Regions from separate parts of the Homo sapiens genome. Here region 1 is linked to region 2. Evidence: chromatin loops called from intact Hi-C (ENCODE). Cell type or tissue: mammary epithelial cell. All regions are shown on one strand. Each heading gives the region's core, and the rest is flanking DNA. Links, peaks and the distances in the headings are about the cores only.

The links. Peaks named below come from ENCODE experiments on the same cell type or tissue, not always from the same donor. Only the 100,000 strongest peaks of a DNase experiment are listed, where the experiment ranks them.
Region 1: it touches region 2 in a loop (7-fold over the local background); 2 of 110 quality-filtered maps call a loop at or near these places.

What each region holds. Positions count from the first base shown.
Region 1 is chr1:11,639,138-11,648,119 of GRCh38, forward strand. No RefSeq gene overlaps it. Among named protein-coding and RNA genes, the nearest start is that of FBXO2, 11 kb to the right of the region's middle. In mammary epithelial cell, for the core only: CTCF peaks have their summits at 3,476 (motif pointing left) and 6,727 (motif pointing left); no DNase peak of the experiment used is centred there.
Region 2 is chr1:10,510,984-10,519,965 of GRCh38, forward strand. The region is part of intron 2 of PEX14 (peroxisomal biogenesis factor 14); the gene reads left to right. Among named protein-coding and RNA genes, the nearest start is that of PEX14, 41 kb to the left of the region's middle. In mammary epithelial cell, for the core only: a CTCF peak has its summit at 3,624; a DNase peak (open chromatin) is centred at 4,828; H3K27ac peaks cover 1,624 bases.

The DNA of each region.
Region 1 (8,982 bases), core at 443-8,442, 1.1 Mb after region 2:
ATGCTACTACAGTGCTTCGCACATTGAAAAATTATGACAATAAGCCCCAGGAAAAGGCCAGTTAGTACTGCAGCTCCCAGTGACAGCCCAGGAAGCTACAAGCTGGCTAGGGAAGTAATTCACCCTCCTACCATCACTTGGGTCAAGAGTCCATGGACCGCCTCCTCCAGGAAACCTTCCTGATCAAGGTCTATGTTAGATGTCCCTCCTCTAAAATTCAGTAGGCTTCCCCTCACCACCCTTTTACTATTATTAGACTATAGTTGCCAGACTTGTCCATTTTATTTAACAAACTTGTATGTAGCACCTTTTATGTGCAGGCCTTGATCTAAGTGTCTTACCTATATTAATTCATTTGATTCTCATAACAATCCTATCAGGTAAGTAACAAAATCATCCCCATTTTACAGATGTGGAAACTGAGGCACTAACTGGTCACACACCTGGGGAGGGTCAGAACTGGGAACCCAGATCCTTCTCTCCCTCTAGTCTGTGAGCTCCTAGAGGACAAGGACCTCATTGGTTCACTGTTGTATCCTCAAAGCATAACAAGGTGCTGACACGCAGAAGGTGCTGAGTAAATGCTTAAGTGACCGGGCACAGTGGCTCACGCCTGTAATCCCGACACTTTGGGAGGTCGAGGCGGGCGGATCACTTGAGGCCGGGAGTTCGAGACCAGCCTGACCAACATGGTGAAACCCCATCTCTACTAAAAATACAAAAAACAGCCAGGTGTGGTGGTGCACACCTGTAATCCCAGCTACTTGGAGGCTGAGGCAGGTGAATCACCTGAATCTGGGAGGTGGAGGTTACAGTGAGCCAAGATCATGCCACTGCACTCCAGCCAGGGAAACAGAGTGAGATTTCGTCTCAAAAAAAAAAAAAAAAAAAAAAAGCTTAAGTGGTAAATCCTTCCACATATGAACCAAAGATCAATTCCTGAGGCTGAGTCTAAGTGTGTGATTTGTGGGACACAGAAAACTCCACCAATTCCAACTGAACCCGGAAGCCCACGGCCTCCACCACAATTCCTGTCTGCACAGAGGACTAGAATCCCTCCGCAAGAATCACTTCACCCAGGAAAGCCTGCAGGTGGTGACAGGGGGCGAGGAGAGGCAGCTCTGGAGGGGATTCCAGCCATGCAAAGCCCTTGCTGTGTGACCTGGGGCGAGAATGCACGTCTCTGGGCCTCAGTTTCATCTCAGCCTCTGAAATGGGAATAATAGCACACAGATGTGCTTGGAGGATTAAATAAAACCATACACAGGTGATGTTTTGAACACACCTATCACATGGTGAGTGCTCAGCGTGTGCTGAGATAGCATAGATTGTAAAACTGGACTTTGAGGCTACTTTTGCCATGCTCAGAAAATAAAAAAAAATAAAAAAAAATTAAAAAAAAAAACCTCATCAATCCGAGTAAATGAAGCAAACTTAGATCTGGATGGGAGGGTAGAGTTTTCTTCACAGTAGTAGTGAGGTAGGTGAGTTGCCAAGAATTACCAAGAAGAATTTCACAAATCACACACAATCCATTTACTTCTGGGAGTTATCAGGATGTGGGAGAGTCTGAAACGGAACTTACTGGACCAGAAATAGCATTTGATGAGCGTTTCATTCATCCGGCCAGCACACACTGAATGCCTTCCATGTGCACGAAGCAATGTGCAGATGAGGAAAGGGCTCAAGCTTTGGGGGCCATGGCGACAGAAGCCCCGTCCCAGCCAACTCTGCAGCCTACAGCTTGGTGACCTCGACCAAGGGCCCCACCTCTCTGAGCCTCGGTTTCCTCTTCAATAAATTTTGTGATGACAAAATAAAGCCTCCCGAGGAGGCTGCTGTAGGCAGTCGATGAGATAATGCAGCAGTAGACCAACAAATGTTGGTTCCCTCACCTTCTGGCAACGGCCCACAGCAGTCAGGCCACTCCATTCAGCTTCACTGTCTTGTTCCAAGAATCTAGTGGGTGCAGGAACTGGAGGCACATTAGTGCCTGGGAGTATCAAACCAGGTTGGCAGGTGAGGATCGTAGGTTCCATTTGTGTGGTTGAGGACAAGGGGCAAAGCCAGGTGAAGCCCAAGTGTTTCTGTCTCTAATTATTTTTATTTTTATTTTAGAGAAAATCTCACTGCCACCCAGGCTGGAGTGCAGTGGTGCGATCTCTGCTCACTGCAACCTCCATCTCCCAGGTTCAAGCGATTCTCATGCCTCAGCCTCCCAAGTAGCTGGGACTACAGGCGTGTGCCACCAGGCTCAGCTAATTGTTTTGTATTTTTGGTAGAGACGGGGTTTCACCATGTTGCCCAGGCTGGTCTGGAACTCCTGACCTCAAGCAATCCACCCGCCTCAGCCTCCCAAAGTGCTGGGATTACAGGCGTGAGCCACCGCGCCTGGCCATGTTTCTGTCTCTAAACCCAAGCTGTTAACACTGGACAAATGGCCTCCCTGATTCCTAGGAGAGGAAGGGAGGAAAAAAAGCAGAGTGGGGAGGAAGCCAGAGACCCCTGAATGCAGCTTCATTCATCAAAGGTGACCGCAGAAAGGCAGGGGAAGGTCCCAGGGGGCCTCGGATGGACATGGTCAGGGGAAGGTCCCAGGGGGCCTCGGATGGACATGGTCAGGTGGCTGGGAACTTCCACAGCGTTCCCCTCCACGCCTTAGAAACATCACCTCTGTGAGTGATTCCAAGCTCTTTGCACCCTCCTCCTTGGTGCCAGCCCCCTCCTTCATTCTGGCAGTTCTCCCTAACATCTACCTGCAATATTTCCTGCTGCATGACCAGCAGACCCCAGTGGCAACCCTAGCGAATGGCCCTCAGCCCTGTTCCATCCTGTCTGCAGAGCTCCTAGCAAGCAGCTCCTGGCTCCAGGCAGTAATCCTACTGACAATTAATTGGCTTTTGTTGGAGGAGAATGAATACCATCTCATCTTAATCTTCTTCATTATTCTCCTTGTTCAGCAGAGTCAACACAAGATTAGGTTTAATTTACGGTGGTGGGAAATAGCAAAGTCATTATGCACCAGGAACTCAGGATTGGATCTGTCTGGGTGTTCTGTGTTCACTGCAGGCCTGGCACCATCAAGCAAGGCCCAGGGCTCTGCCGAGGTGGAGATGGACTTGGGGGGGTTCTAGACTCCCAGACCTACTTGGAGCTAGATCCCAGGATACCACCAGCCCTCCCTAGTTGGGAGGGGCCCAGCTCTGGAGGGGAGTCCAGCCATCCAAAGCCCTTGCTATGTGGCCTGGGGTGAGACCCAGGGGCCTCCCAGGCCTTGGAGACCTAGCCTCCTAAATGTTTCTCATACAGCCTCTGGGGTCAGAGCAGCACCAAATCCCAGCCCCTGAAGAGCCAGGCTCAGCCCCAAACAATGGGAAGAGACCAGGACTTGGATTCAAATTCGACTTTTCCTCCGCAGAGAAATGGGCAGGACAGACACAGCTTGGGGACAGCCTTGACAATGCTGACACCTAGTGGTACTTGGAGGAACTGGCCCTTCCCTCCCTCTATGTGCACAATTGAATATACCATGTCCACAACTGAATACACCGCGTACACAAAAATCCAGATTTTTAAGGTAAAGAAACCAGAGGCCAGGTGCAGTGGCTCACGCCTGTAATCCCAACACTCTGGGAGGCCGAAGTGGGCGGACCACAAGGTCAAGAGTTCGAGACCAGCCTGACCAACACGGTGAAACCCCGTCTCCACTAAAAATACAAAAATTAGCTGGGCGTGGTGGCGCACGCCTGTAGTCCCAGCTACTTGGGAGGCTAAGGCAGGAGAATCATTTGAACCCGGGAGGTAGAGATGCAGTGAGCAGAGGTCGCGCCACTGCACTCCAGCCTGGCAACAGAGCGAGACTCCGTCTCAAAAAAAGAAAAAGAAATCAGAAAGGGGAAGAGGGACTTTTCCATTACCAAATTGTTAAACATATGTTTCCACTGAGAAATCTAAGAGGAAATTCATTTTACCTTCCCTGACCACTTAGCCAAAATAGCCCCCAAACACCTAGCATCCCTCCTACTGCCTGGGGTAATGGTACGCACAGACACTCTGGAGCCCAGTGTCCTCGTCATCTCCAACTCTTTCTGCTCTTCCTCACCTGGGAGCCCCCAGCTTCTGTCCTTGCTCTGTCCCCCAGCATGTGGCCCCTTCTGATTCTGTACCCCAGCAAAGTCATTAAAACTTAAGCTGGTGAGGCAGGAGAATCACTTGAACCTGGGAGGCGGAGGTTTCAGTGAACTGAGATTGCGCCATTGCACTCCAGCCTGGACGACAGAGCGAGACTCCATCTCAAAAAAAAAAAAAAAAAAAAACAGCAACACAACCCACAACTCCCCTCTTTCCCTCCTGCGGACTGAAAATGTTTGCTTGGCTCTGTGAAAATAATGTTAATTAAAAGTCTATATACACATATAAAATGTCAATTTAAAGAAAAAAAGACTTAAGCTGGAAAGCCAGCTTCAACTCCTTATTCATTGCATGACCCTGGCAAGCTACCCTGCATCTCTGAGTCTTAGCTCTTTTATCTAAGGGGGCCACTGCACAGATTAAATGAGCCTGTGCACTGAGCTCATGAACTGGCGCTCTAGGTCCTCAGCAAATGCCTGTCATCGCCATCATTGCTGCCATCAGCATCATCACCATCATCATCATCCTGATCATCCTGCTACTCTTGGGAAATTTGGTTTCATCAAACAAGATTGTCAGCAGCTGATGTCTAAACCCCCATCCCTAGCTCCTGCTGAACAGAGCAAAGGTTTTTCCTTAATGGAAACGATATCATATCTGCTTCCTAGAGCATTTATATCTTATAGGGCAGAGCACATAGTAGGTCCTCAGGAAACTCTCTGGGTCACCTTCCTACATCTCCAAGCTCACGTCAGATCACCTCCTCACTTGCTCACTGCTCCAGCCATGCTGGCTGCCTTTCTGACCTGTGAATAAGTTCATTCCCATGTCGGAGCCTTTGGCTGCCTCTGCAGTGCTCTTTCCCCAGAGCCGTATGGCTGGTTTCTCGTCATCATGTGATTCAAGTGTCACTTCCAGCCAGGCGCCGTGGCTCATGCCTGCAATCCCAACACTTTGGGAGGCCAAGGCAGGTGGATCACTTGAGGCCAGGAGTTCAAGACCAGCCTGGCCAACATGGTGAGACCCTGTCTCTATTAAAAAAAAAAAAAAATTAGCTGGGCATGGTGGTGCACGCCTGTAATCCCAGCTACTCGGGAGGCCGAGACACAAGAATCGCTTGAATGCGGAAAGTGGAGTTTGCAGTAAGCTGAGATAGCACCATTGCACTCCAGCCTGGGCAACAGAGTGAGACTCCATCTCAAAAAAAAAAAAAAAAAGTCACTTCTTCAGACAGGTCCTCCCTGATCACCCCAACCAAAGTAGCACTCCTGCCCTCACTCTCTACACTACAGAGGCCAAGTGCCTAAGTGGCTGAGTAGAATTCCAGTTCCCGCCTGGCGTGATGGCTCATGCCTGTAATCCTAGCGCTGTGGGAGGCCAAGTCAGGTGGATCACTTGAGGTCAGGAGTTCAAAACCAGTCTGACCAACATGGTAAAACCCCATCTCTATTAAAAATACAAAAAAAAGCTTAGCCAGGTGTGGTGGCGGGCGCCTGTAATCCCAGCTACTCGGGAGGCTGAGGCAGGAGAATTGCTTGAACCCGGGAGGCAGAGGTTGCAGTGAGCTGAGATCACGCCTCTGCACTCCAGCCTGGGAGACAAAGCAAGACTCCGTACCAAAAAAAAAAAAAAAAAAAAAAAAAAGAATTCCAGTTCCATCACTTCTTAGCAGTATGGCCTAAGGCAAGTTGCTTAATCTCTCTGTGCTTCAATTTTATTTTTCTTTTCTTTCTTTTTTTTTTTTTTTTTTTTTTTTTGAGACTGAGTTTGGCTCTTCTTACCCAGGCTAATTTTTGTGTATTTTTAGTAGAGACAGGGTTTCACCATGTTGGTCAGGCTGGTCTCGAACTCTTGACCTCTGGTGATCCACCCACCTTGGCCTCCCAAAGTGCTGGGATTACAGGTGTGAACCACTGCACCTGGCCCAATTTTCTCATCTGTAAAAATGGAAGTAATCACAGTTTCCACTTCGTGAGGTTATTATGACAAATTAATATAGATAAAGCTTTTAGAGTAGTGCCTGGCTTATTGATGAAGGGCTATCTCATGTGGGTAATTATCTTGTTCACTCATTTAGTTGCTTGTGTTATGTTTCTCCATCTAGACTGTATATTCCAAGAGACCAGAGACTTTGTTTTGTCCCTACCTTACATATAGTAGGTGCTCAATAAATATCAAATGATTAGGAAGAACTGGCCAGGCACGGTGGCTCACGTCTATAATCCCAGCACTTTGGGAGGCCGAGGCAGGAGGATTGCTTGAGGTCAGGAGTTTGTGACCTGCCTGACCAACATGGCAAGACCCTATCTCTATAAAAAATAAAAATTAGCCTGGTGTGGTGGCACGTGCCTGCAATCCCAGCTACTCAGGAGGCTGAGGTGGAAGGATCGCTTGAGCCCAGAAAATTGAGGCTGCAGTGAGCCATGATCACACCACTGCACTCCAGCCTGGGTGACAGAGTGAGACCGTGTCTCTAAAATTTTTTTTTTAAATTTTAAATAAAAAATAGGATCATAGGAGACATGAAAGCCCTATCTGCTGTCTCTCGCTTCAACTGTCCCCACTGTCCTAGAGACAGCCCTGGGGTGCCCCCTGCTGGACGCCACACAGGTTTTTCCTTACAGGCAGCTGGTATATGCCATCCTATAACGTTTACACGTGGGTCCAGCTCTGTCCTCCAGGGTAGGGGACAGTAATGCTGAGAGGAGTTAAGAGCACTCACTTAAGAGCCAGATGTGCCTGGATGGGAGCTTCTGCTTCTCCAGTTACTCTGTGTCACTTGCCAGAAAACCGTAAAAGGGATGACCATGCCCTCTCCCCTGTCCCACCTGACTGGACTGTAGGGTGGTGTGATAGGACGTGCCCTATGCCCAGTGAGCCTTCTGGCCCACCTCACACAGCCCTTTGAAGGCTGAGAAGCAGTTGTCTTATCTTCCTGACCTAAACACCACTGGTGTACCCGATGTCCCTCTAGTGACAGCAAGAGTGAGCCTGAGGCCCCTCCGGTCTCCTCTGAGGGCCCCATGCTCTGGGGAGAGACCACAGCAGGCTCAGAGCCTCTGGGCTTCTGGGCAGGGCTTCTGGCTCCTTCCTCAGGCTCTTGGCTGCAGGTGGCCTTCTGGTCTTGCACCTTCCTCCCACCCATCTCCCTGCCTTCCTGGCTGCCCTGCTTTCCCTGTCCCCGGTCAGTCCGGTCTGTCGTGAGCCCAGAGGCCTCTCCTGCCTCACTCTGCACCTGTTCCCGCCCTTGGCTTTGGTTGCTGGCCACAGACACTGCAACTCCTATACCTGCATCGGCAGCCCAGGGCCCCACACTCTTTATGGGCCTCTTTCCCGAACGTCCCATGCGCACCTGAAACTCAGGGGCGCTCCCCTCCACCTGCAGCACATTCCACACCCCCCACATTCCTATGCTGACCTCCAGTCCTTGAAGGGCCAGGCCCTACCTGGCCTCCTGGCCCCTCATGCCCATGACCTGTCTCCATCTTCAGTTTCCTCCCATAGCCCAGTGCAGGCTCCGGTCCTTTCTCCACTCACCCCATCTCCTCTTAACCTGGCTCCCCACATGCCCACCCTTAGTCTCCCACCCCTAAGCATGGGAGCTCATGGGGTGAGCCTGTTCCTCCATAGCCCTTCATCAAGCTGGACCCTGAGGGCAAGGCATCAGTTCCTTTGTCTGATTGGCAGCTCGGGTGAACATGGACTGTGCCTTCCCCAGCAGACTGAAATCCCCCAGACAGGACGGAGGGCATCCTTATGGAAGAGGTTATGCCTCTCCCTTGAAACTGAGAGTTTTCTGAAGTCAAGGTTTTGTCTCCCTTGTCAGACTGAGGATGCCCCCAGAGCAGGGGCTGCATCTCCACCACTGCACTGGAGGGCCCAGGACACTGGCTCCCCCTCCCCTTGGGTCCCACCCTTCATGTGGCCAGGCTGCTGATTCTTCCTGGGAAGGAGTCTCTTATTCCCCACCGTAACTTCAGGGCCCCCACACATGACCTGGCCTGGGGTTGGGGCTCTGGGAATTGTAAATAAATGAACTAGTGAATGAATAAACAATTGCAGGCAGGCCCCAGCTTGAACCCTGCAATCCCACCAGAACAGCAGGTAGCATCAGGGTTCAGAACCGAGGCAAAGCTGGAGACTCTCGGTGATTTTACTGGTCTCCATTTCAGGAGAGGAGGGCAGAGGGTTCCAGGCCCTTCAAATGCCCACCCCTAGGACCAGCAGCTGACAGTCTTTGGAAGGGGCTGGGTCGGCCGGAAGGAGCGTGCCGGAGCACAGAGTCTGGCACAAGACCCTCCCCACCTCCCCTCCCCCAGGCCAAAGCCTGGGCCAACCTCTGGGCCAGGTTTGGAAAAGGGCCAATGAGACCAGATGCTAATGACTCCAGGGGGTGGGCACGAACTAAGAGAAACCCCAAACCAATCCTTTTTGTGCTTCCCCATCCCCACCTCCCATCCCCTACCCCAGGCCCCTCACCTCCATCCCTGGGCCCAAGAGAACTGGTACCCTAGACCCTAGCACAGTCCACACCCACCCCAGTTGCCAATCAGACAAAGGAACTGACACCTTGCCCTAGGGGCCCAGCTTGATGAAGGGCTGTGGAGGTTTGGGGAAGGTGAGGACGCTATGGACTAAGTTAAGGCCTATCTACTCCCAGCCTCTACCCTTCCAAGCAGCTGGGGGAGGGTGGAAGCAGGGCCGCTCAGGGCTCTACCCACATGCTGCTATTGGTCACCCGGGCCCTGAGAACTGGTACACCCCCAACCCCACTCTGCCTTTAGTAAAGGATGGGGGGTCATAGCAAGGCTTAGGATACTCACTGGACCAAGAGAGGCCTGGAGGGCAGCC
Region 2 (8,982 bases), core at 608-8,607:
CACTGGGACCAGTAAAGACAATGCTCACTCCCACCTCCTCGTTCTCCACATCCTGTTCCGTAGCTGTGGTGCACCGATAGGCATCGTTAAATGTGCAGGCAGCAGAGCTGCTGGTTTGTCTAGAAACAGCCCCTTTTGACTCAGAAGTTGGAACCCAGATGACTCACCATTCTATTTGTTTTATTGCAACTGTCATTTCATAAAATGCCCTGACAGCTTTAAACTGTAAATGCCAAAGTGAGGTTTTTGTCTTTTTTATTTTGTTATCTCCTGTTTTTTCTAATCTTTTATATTTCTATTTTCTCCTTTCTTTTCAGACTTATTTTCTCTTTCATTACTGTCTCTTTCTCTGTCCCTCCCTTCCTTCCTGCCTCCCCCCTTTGATGACTCTAATGGCATGAGTAGTTGAAGTGGTTTTTGCTAACATCATGGTGCGTTCTTTCCAGCTTTAATGCTATCTGATTGAGCGTGTCTCCCCTCAGATTTTTGTGTAGGGTTTAGAAATGGAAATGACCATGCACATCAGAGTTTAAATTTTCCTAGGAAAGTCTGCCATGAACTGTAGGACCTATAACTTCTAGAGATGGAGGGACCCCTGACATCTGTGGACTATGGACTCCTGACTTCTGTGGACTCTAGAATTTATGACTTCTGTGGATTGTGGGGCCTCTGACTTCCATAGACCGTGGGACTGTGACTTCTGTGGACCCAGGGACCTCTGAATTCCATGGACTGTGAGACCTCTGACTTCTGTGGCCTGTGAGATCTCTGACCTCTGTGGCCCGTGGGACCTCTGACTTCTGTGGTCTCTGGGACCTGTGACCTCTTTGACTTCCAAGTCTTCTGTGGACTGCAGGACCTCATCAACACGTGTATTGCCAGAAGAGAGGCTTGATTGTGTTAACCTGTTTCTCTCCAGAGGTGTCACATACTAGAATTTCTGCTCAGTCTTATGGCTTAGGTGGGGTGTTGAGTCTAAATATATATATTTTTTGAGACGGAGTCTTGCTCTGTCACCCAGGCTGGAGTGCAGTGGCATAATCTTGGCTCACTGCACGCTCCGCCTCCCGGGTTTACGCCATTCTCCTGCCTCAGCTTCCCGAATAACTGGGACTACAGGCGCCTGCCCCCACGCTCGGCTAATTTTGGTATTTTTAGTAGAGACAGGGTTTCACCATGTTAGCCAGGATGGTCTCGACCTCCTGACCTCGTGATCTGCCCTCCTCGGCCTCCCAAAGTGCTGAGATTACAGACGTGAGCCACCGTGCCTGGCCCAAGTCTAAATTTTTAAGGACTAGAGCTCTCAGACCAGGACTTTCTGGATCTTTTTTTCTGATACCCAACACTGTGGCACTTGACTAAGTCACCTGATTGATGACATGAGCATTGCTGGGTGTTGAAACACCTGGCCAGGGAAACAGAGACTTCTGTGGATTCATCCAAAGGATGGCAGACAGATTGTGGAATTTTAATGAAGGTGGGGTGGATCCCTGATGTTCGCCTGCTTTGAAGCATAGCAGAATCCCAGCATTAACTTCAGGGGTGTTGGTTGGAAACCTGCACTGGCGTCGGTGGTTATATTCCACATTTGTCAAATCCTTAAATCCAACTGAACTAATTTTAGAAGTAGCTAGTTATAATGAAAAAGAACAATATATTCAGATGCATAGGATCGTTTTTAAATGAAATGCTCCCTGTTCTTTTCCTTCTTTTTTTTTTTAACTTTTATTTTTTATGATGGAGTCTTGCTCTGTCGCCAGGCTGGAGTGCAGTGGCGTGATGTCGGCTCACTGCAACCTCCGCCTCACGGGTTCAAGCGATTCCCTGCCTCAGCCTCCTGAGTAGCTGGGACTACAGGCGTGTGCCACCACGCCCGGCTAATTTTTTGTATTTTTAGTAGAGATGAGGTTTCATCGTGTTAGCTGGGATGGTCTGGATCTCGTGACCTCGTGATCCACCCACCTTGGTCTCCCAGAATGCTGGGATTACAGGCGTAGGCCACCGTGCCCGGCCCTTTTCCTTCTTTTATAAAAGGCCTTTGGTCTCTTTTGGCCTTCAGGGTGAGCCATCCTTTGACTTATATTAGAATACATTTTTTTTCCTGTATGCCTCCAATGAAGGAGAGTGTGAGAGTGTTTTCTATGATGTGAGTGGGAGAAAATAGCGTGTTTTCACAATAGTTAACAAATTGATGGCTGTGAGTTTTGAAAGTGAGTTCTGTATATACACTGGGGTAGGATTCCACATAGAATGCTGTTTTTCACCCACCTGGCTGGTTGTCTGATTCTAACATAGCTGCTATCCCTGATTCTAGAAATCAGAAAACCACAGGCTGTTCACATAATACTCTACCCTTCTGAGGCTAAGGTGGGAACAGGATGGTGGCGGGGTTTGAGTCAACATGGTCTCAGTTCCCACCAAAGACCAGTGTGTTCCCCTGTTCCAGCCGACAGCTTGAACAAGGATTCTAAAGTTTCTGGCCGTTTTAATTGAACTGCAGTGAGGGGTGGCCCGATAGCCTGCTTAGGACATGGGTAATTACTCCTAGGGCCTGGGAGCCAAGTGTCCCTCGCAGGTTCCCTCTTGGTTCTCTACCTAAGGATATCTTCCCCTTCCCTGGGCAGGGCCTCTGAGGAACAGAAGGATCATTTAGTGCTCATGGCCTGCTCATTCCTTGGCTTCTCTGCTGAGCTATCCAGCAGGGGTGCCAATTCTTCCATTTAGCTGACTATTATATAGCCCTTAAAAGGGAAGGGTTTATTTTAGCTGGCTGCTATATTGATTGCTATAGGGACGTTTCTATTTTCACTGGCTGCTATATTGACTGGGAAAGGGAAAGGGGCCGTATTGCCGGGAGCTGTCATATTGACTGTTACAGAAAAGATCTGTATTTAAGCAGTACCAGTGCACTGGGATCTCCCAGGCAGGATATTAATGCTAATTCATCCGCTCACCCCCTGCTGTGAGTGTTATTTGTTTAAATCTGTAGATTCCCACAGCGCGTTTATATCCTCACTAGAGTGAGCTCCGCTCCCTGTAATTATTTAACATTATATGCTGATATAAATTGTAACAGTTAAAGAATGGTAATGAGTAGCCAAAAAAGAAAAAAAGAAGAAAGAAAAGAAGGAAATAGAAAAAAAGGAAAAAATGTATAAAATAATCTATGCCTCTGTGTGTGTGTGTGTGTGTGTGTGTGTGTGTGTGTGTGTGTGTATGGTGTTAGAAACGGCAGAGTCACCTTCTAAAACAGCAGTGAGAAACTTCTGTCATCCTTTCTCCCAGTTCAGGTTGATTTGTACGGTGCTGCTCAGCCCACGTATTGTGCATCTGTATGTGTGTATGTGCGAGCGCCTGTGTACGCACGTGGTCGTCACCCGCCAGAAAGATGCCATAGTGAGGTGTGCTATACTGTGTTGTTTGTGCACGTGTGTAACAATATACAGTGTTTGTTCAATGTCCTGGCAGGAAATTGGTCTATTAGCGATTCACCTTCTTGGTGAGTAGCTAATACCTTATTTTGTTCAAGGTTCCACGTTCACACAGGAACTTTGGGCCTAAGACGCAACTCAAGGGAAAGCCATTGGGGAATGCTCAGTTGGGATTGAACTAATAGGCCATTGGGTGTCACTGTCGCTCTACTGGCTATAGGAGAAAGAGGGGTTATCTGCTGGGGAAACTGGATTTCAAAAGAAAGAAGTTTTTCTGCTTGAGTTGGAGGTGTTGTCTCTTTGAGATGTTTGTCTCTCATTTGGAGATTCCTTTAAAAAAGTAGTTGTTTGCTTGTTTTTGCTACACCAAGCTTCTGGCATTTTTATTGTTCTTGAAAATTGTGTACTGATTGCGATCTGTTCTGCTATCACCTGCAGTGCATCTAGATGAGAACTTCTGTGTGCAGAAAACTGTCCCCCTTAAAAGCCTGGGTAACAAGGAGAGCTGATTTGGGCAAGAACTTGAAAAAGGAGGGAGAAAATCTCCTTGGGCAAATGCTTGCCACTCCCCTGCCGCCTGCCCCTGTGTAGGTGGGAAGAGAGCGCAGAGGGAGAGCCAGGCTGCTGCCTGGTCACAGAAGAGTGGGCTCCGTCCTCCAGCGGGCTCTCCAGCAGCATGGATCTGTGCCAGGCTTCACCACAATTCATACTGTGTCAGTTTAATAAATGCACTACTTAAATTATGAAATTACAAAAGAAAAAAGAGAATGCACTTATTCAGACTCTTAATACATTAAAAATAAGGCATTAAAACTCTGACTTTTTTTTTTTTCTTCCAGAATCAATAATGAACAGGAAGGGTTGTAGACATTAACAGTCATGGACATTCAAACTCTTATACATAAATTATCTTAGAAAAATGCACATAAGACTTGAATAATGTAAATACATTAATGCATTTAATAATTTAAACATTAAAGCGCAAGCAGGAATTTGAGGCCGAGGCTGTTCTGAGGTAAGGGATTGGTCCTAGAACTCGTGTGTCCCAGGATCGATGGGTGATTTCCCCTTGAGACACCCTGGAAAGAGAGTGCCTGGCCGGCTTGTGTGGCCGAGGATCCCTGGACATTCCTGATCTCAGCTGCCTCCCAGCCTCTTATTTTTGTGTATCCTGAGCTTCGTTCTCAGTTTCATGTTCTCTACTCCTGTGCTTCTAATTGTTTGTTAGAAAACTAAATGTTTCCACTTCATAGAACAATAAACTTTGAGAATGTCTTGGTTGAAAAACCAAACCAAAGTAAAAAATCCTTCACCCGGCTCTGGCTGCTTGTCTGCTTGTGATTTGAGAAAAAGGAAGTGGCTGCTCCTTGTGATCAGCCTGTCATGTCTCAGCCTGGAACTCCACTGTGTGCTGTGGTCAGGGGATCCAGGTTGTGACATGCTGACAGATTTGAAGACTGGATCTAATGGGAGAGCAGAAACGATATCCTATATTAGCCTCTGTGTGTTGGGCATAACGATGGCAGGTAGCCATGCCAGGAAACAAGACAGGTGCCATGGAGTTAGACTCAGTGGTCTGTGATCATACCTTACTTTGATTTGAGGGTTTAACCATTGGGTAGACTGATGCTACTGTTTTTTCCCCTTTCTTCCAAAATTGTATTTGCAATAGCAGAAAGTCACTGGAAACTCCTTTTCTGGCAGAATACCGAATGATCTAATTCAATTTTTGACATCTGCACTGTGAAATACCCTGGGCAGAACTAAGAAGCCAGGCCTATGTGTCTTAAGTTTTCATTTATTAATGCTAATGCTGTTCTCTGGTTGTTCCCTAGCCCTGTTTTATAGTCCAAATCACAGATGAGAAACTAGAAGAACTGTAGAAACTGTGTTACTGAGTACATAGTCTGAGAACTTTGTCTCTCTTTGTAGAAGAGTGTGTCTATTTGGTCAGTAATGCAAATGTTGTCCCACTGGGTTTGCTGTGGGACCCACTAGGTTTGCCGTGGGACCTTGAGAAACGGTTATCAGATGGCGGTGACTGAACCAAACCTGTTTTCATTATTGCCAGGTCCGTGGGAGTCTTTTACAGGATCTCAAATCTCCTGCCTGAAACTTTACCTGGGATTGTCTTGATTTGACCCAAGCCTCGTCTGTGCTGGCATCTGTGACTTTGTTTGCAACCCTTTCTAGTCTTTGTTGTGGCCAAGGACAGTCTGGTCTCCCAGCTAACATGGGTACAAACCAGCTTCTAGCTACTTGCAGGAGAATAGCTATGGGTTGACTTGGCATCTGAAGCAGATACAAACAGATTAGGCTGAGCTGCCCCAGAACAGCCAGAAGGAAAACCAGTACTTTAAAAACTGGTCGTCAGGTATTGGTTTAGAAAGAAAGTAGTTTGGAGAATGGGTGAGGACAGCCTGGTGAGTGATCCCGAGGTCACGGGCTGTCCTTGGGATGTGCTCAGATTCTTCTCTAGACCTGGAGAGCAACAGCCGTGCCTCACAAGCCCTTCTCCACATGTTTTGTTTTAAGATGGCAGAGCCTTTCTTTGCAGTTTTAGTTCAGCCTTGGGATGACGGTCAGACCTCGGTTTGTTCTTTTCTTTTCCAGTTTTCAGAGCCCAAGCCTGCTCCCTCTGTTGCTTGTCCAGCCTTGACCAGTGACTGTCTTCAGCCTGCACTCTGCATTTCACCCCAGCAGTAGGAAGAAGTGAGGTCAGAGGAGCACGTGAACCAGGGAGAATCGAATTCTCTTTGGATTTTGCTGGTCACACCCAGCAAAGCTGCTTTCTCTTCCCTTAAGTTCCAAGAACTGTTTGATGGCCTTAACTGCACAATTGGCTTGTGCCAGATTGAGATGTGTTGAACTGGGCAGTGGAGGTGGGGGTGAGGGGCAACTCCCTCTCCTATTGGGGGCAGAGTGCTGGCTGCATCAGGCAGTGATCAGATAGGCACTGATCGGGTCGGTTCACCCTCTGATATAGCCCGTATGCAGACTTCCTTTGAAGAGAGAGGAGTCAGGCTCATTAATTAAAGGAGCCTGGCTTGAGAGGCCTGTAATTATAGGTGCTAGAAATCTGAATTTTAAGAGGTTGTGCAGCTGCATTTTGAAAAATGTAGGGAGGCACCGAGAAGTACTGGTTGTGGGCAAGAATGTGGCTGAACCAGATTTTGGAGGTTCAGGTTTTGGCAGAATTCCCCTCCAAATTCATATTTATTCTTTCTTTCCATTTTGTTCTTTTTTTTTTTTCTAAATGGGAAGCAGAACCTGTGATTTTTTTTTTTTTTAAATGAAGGTTACACCCTGTGACCGAGAGGCTAGCATTGTCAGAGTATATGGGGGGCAGAAAGGAGTTGCTGTGAACTAGAAGATGCTTAGTTTTTGAGGAAACGGCACATCTTTGGGCCTTAGGGATTCAGTATTTGAAAAAAATTAAATAATTTCTTTCTTGAAATGAGTGAGGGGAGCAGGGAGCAGAAGCCCAATTTGAATGCAGTCTAGGGAAGTAAGTCCCAGGCAAATGGTGGACTCTAGAACCTTTGTCCCAACTTGACTTCCCCAGAAGTGTCTCTTCCTCTGTCATGCGTTACTTTTCCATGTGAACCCTGAGTTACAAACAGAAAATTTCAGACCTTTATGGGAAGTCCTGACCTGTGCCTTTTCTCTCTCATTTCCTCAGTTATTTGTAGGTTGACCTTTTGTTTTGGGTGCTTTTTCGCTCTCCTCTCCTTAAAAAAAAAGTATCCCTCTTTGCTTCTTGTCAAAAACCTTTATTTCGGTCCCTGACTATTTGCATCTCTGTTAATTAAGCATGGCTAATTTGATATGTAGATGGGATGGGGAGGGTTAAGGGTTAGATGAATAGAGGTCTACTCCCTGCCTCCCCCGGGTGGTGGGCAGGGGTGCTCCACAGACCTGCAAGACTGAACAGCTACACACGGCTGATGGCAAACCCGATGCCAGGGGGAACCTCCTCTCTGCCTCAGTGGTTTTGTCTCCTTGGGGATATTGAGAGCGTCATCCCGTTTCACAGACTGGACCCTCTGTGAAGGGCTGAAAAAATAAAATATAAAGGCCAGTTCTCTGTGCTCTTTTCTTACATTCTTGTAGTGTATATATTGGGAAATCCACGGGTGAACCCTTACACTGTAGAATAGAACACAAGTGTCCAAGACTCTCACTTGGTGCATTTACAATATGCAAATTCCAATTCCAATTAGATTGAAATCTCTATTTAGCAGAGTGGTTTTGTGAAATAAATAACTTTTGAAGAAGGAGGCCTGCTATATGTAATAAATATATATTTTTCCTTCAGTTGCCTGCATGGTGCTTCCTGCGTTCCCAGCCCTTGCCCGAAATGCTGATTCCGAAGCATCTTTGGGCTCTTTACAGAAGAGATGCTTCTCCTTCCCTTCCTGGCACAAGGATTTCATCCTTGATTTACAGTGCTCAGCTTGTTAGTGCCGGTGAAGGGGAGAGATGGTGTGAAGGTCGTTATGTCCGTTTTGTCCTCTTGGAGAGAAAGTGAGGGAGTGTGTTTCTTGCCGTGTGCTTGTCGTGGTAGTGGTGGAGTTGGAGAGGCCCCCACTTCTGTCAAAAGGAGTCGAGCCAAACTCTCATCCTCTCTTCTTCACCCTGTATACTACACGTTGTCCAACAGGGGGTGAATGATTTCAAAAGCGGAATTCAGAATTTCAGGAAGAGTAGCACACCACCGAGTAGAGGGCCTCCCCCTAACACCCCCCTTTTCATCATTCTCCCCTCCTCAGCCCAGCCGTGACAAACTGACAGATAATTAACAGATCAGACCCTCCTATTAGGCGTGCCCTGTGCTGGAAGCTGCTCTGGCTTTATGCAGTCCTTTAGCAGCTCTGTGTGTGTGGGTGGTGCCTCACTAAGTGGCCATAGCAGAGGGCAGGGAGTGCTTTGGGAAAAGCAAACAGAATGCTCTTTGGAAGAGAGAGTGCTTAAGAGGGAGAGCGGGGGCAGTAAGGTGCCTGGCTTGAAAGCACCTGGCGAAAAGACTCGGACTTTCAGGGTTGTGATCCGGAATACCACCGCCTGTCTCAGGGAATGGTGCGCTGGGTTATAATAGGATGCCTTATTACAAAAAACATTTTGAAGGCCACTTCCCAGGTCAGGCTATGCATTAGGTGCACTCTTCCTTCGGTGTAAGACTGTGCTGGACTTGCAAAATTGGAAGTGTGCAGCCTGTTGTGTTTCAGCCTTGGCATTAAATATTTCTACAGAGACACTGCCCTATGTGGCTTTCTCTCAGCTACCTAACTTTTCTTTCCCTGGTGGAAAGAAGAATTCATTGTGAGAATATTCATTTCTACTTACTAGTGACTTTTAAAAACTACTTTTCTTTGTTTTTGGACACAGGGACTTGCTGTGCTGCTCAGGCTGGAGTGCAGTGTGCAAACACGGCTTACTGCAGCCTTCACCTTCCGGCCGAAGTGATCCTCCCGCCTCGACCTCCATGTAGCTGGGACCATAGATGTGTGCCACCACACCCAGCTCATTTGAAATTTTTGTTGTTGTTGTT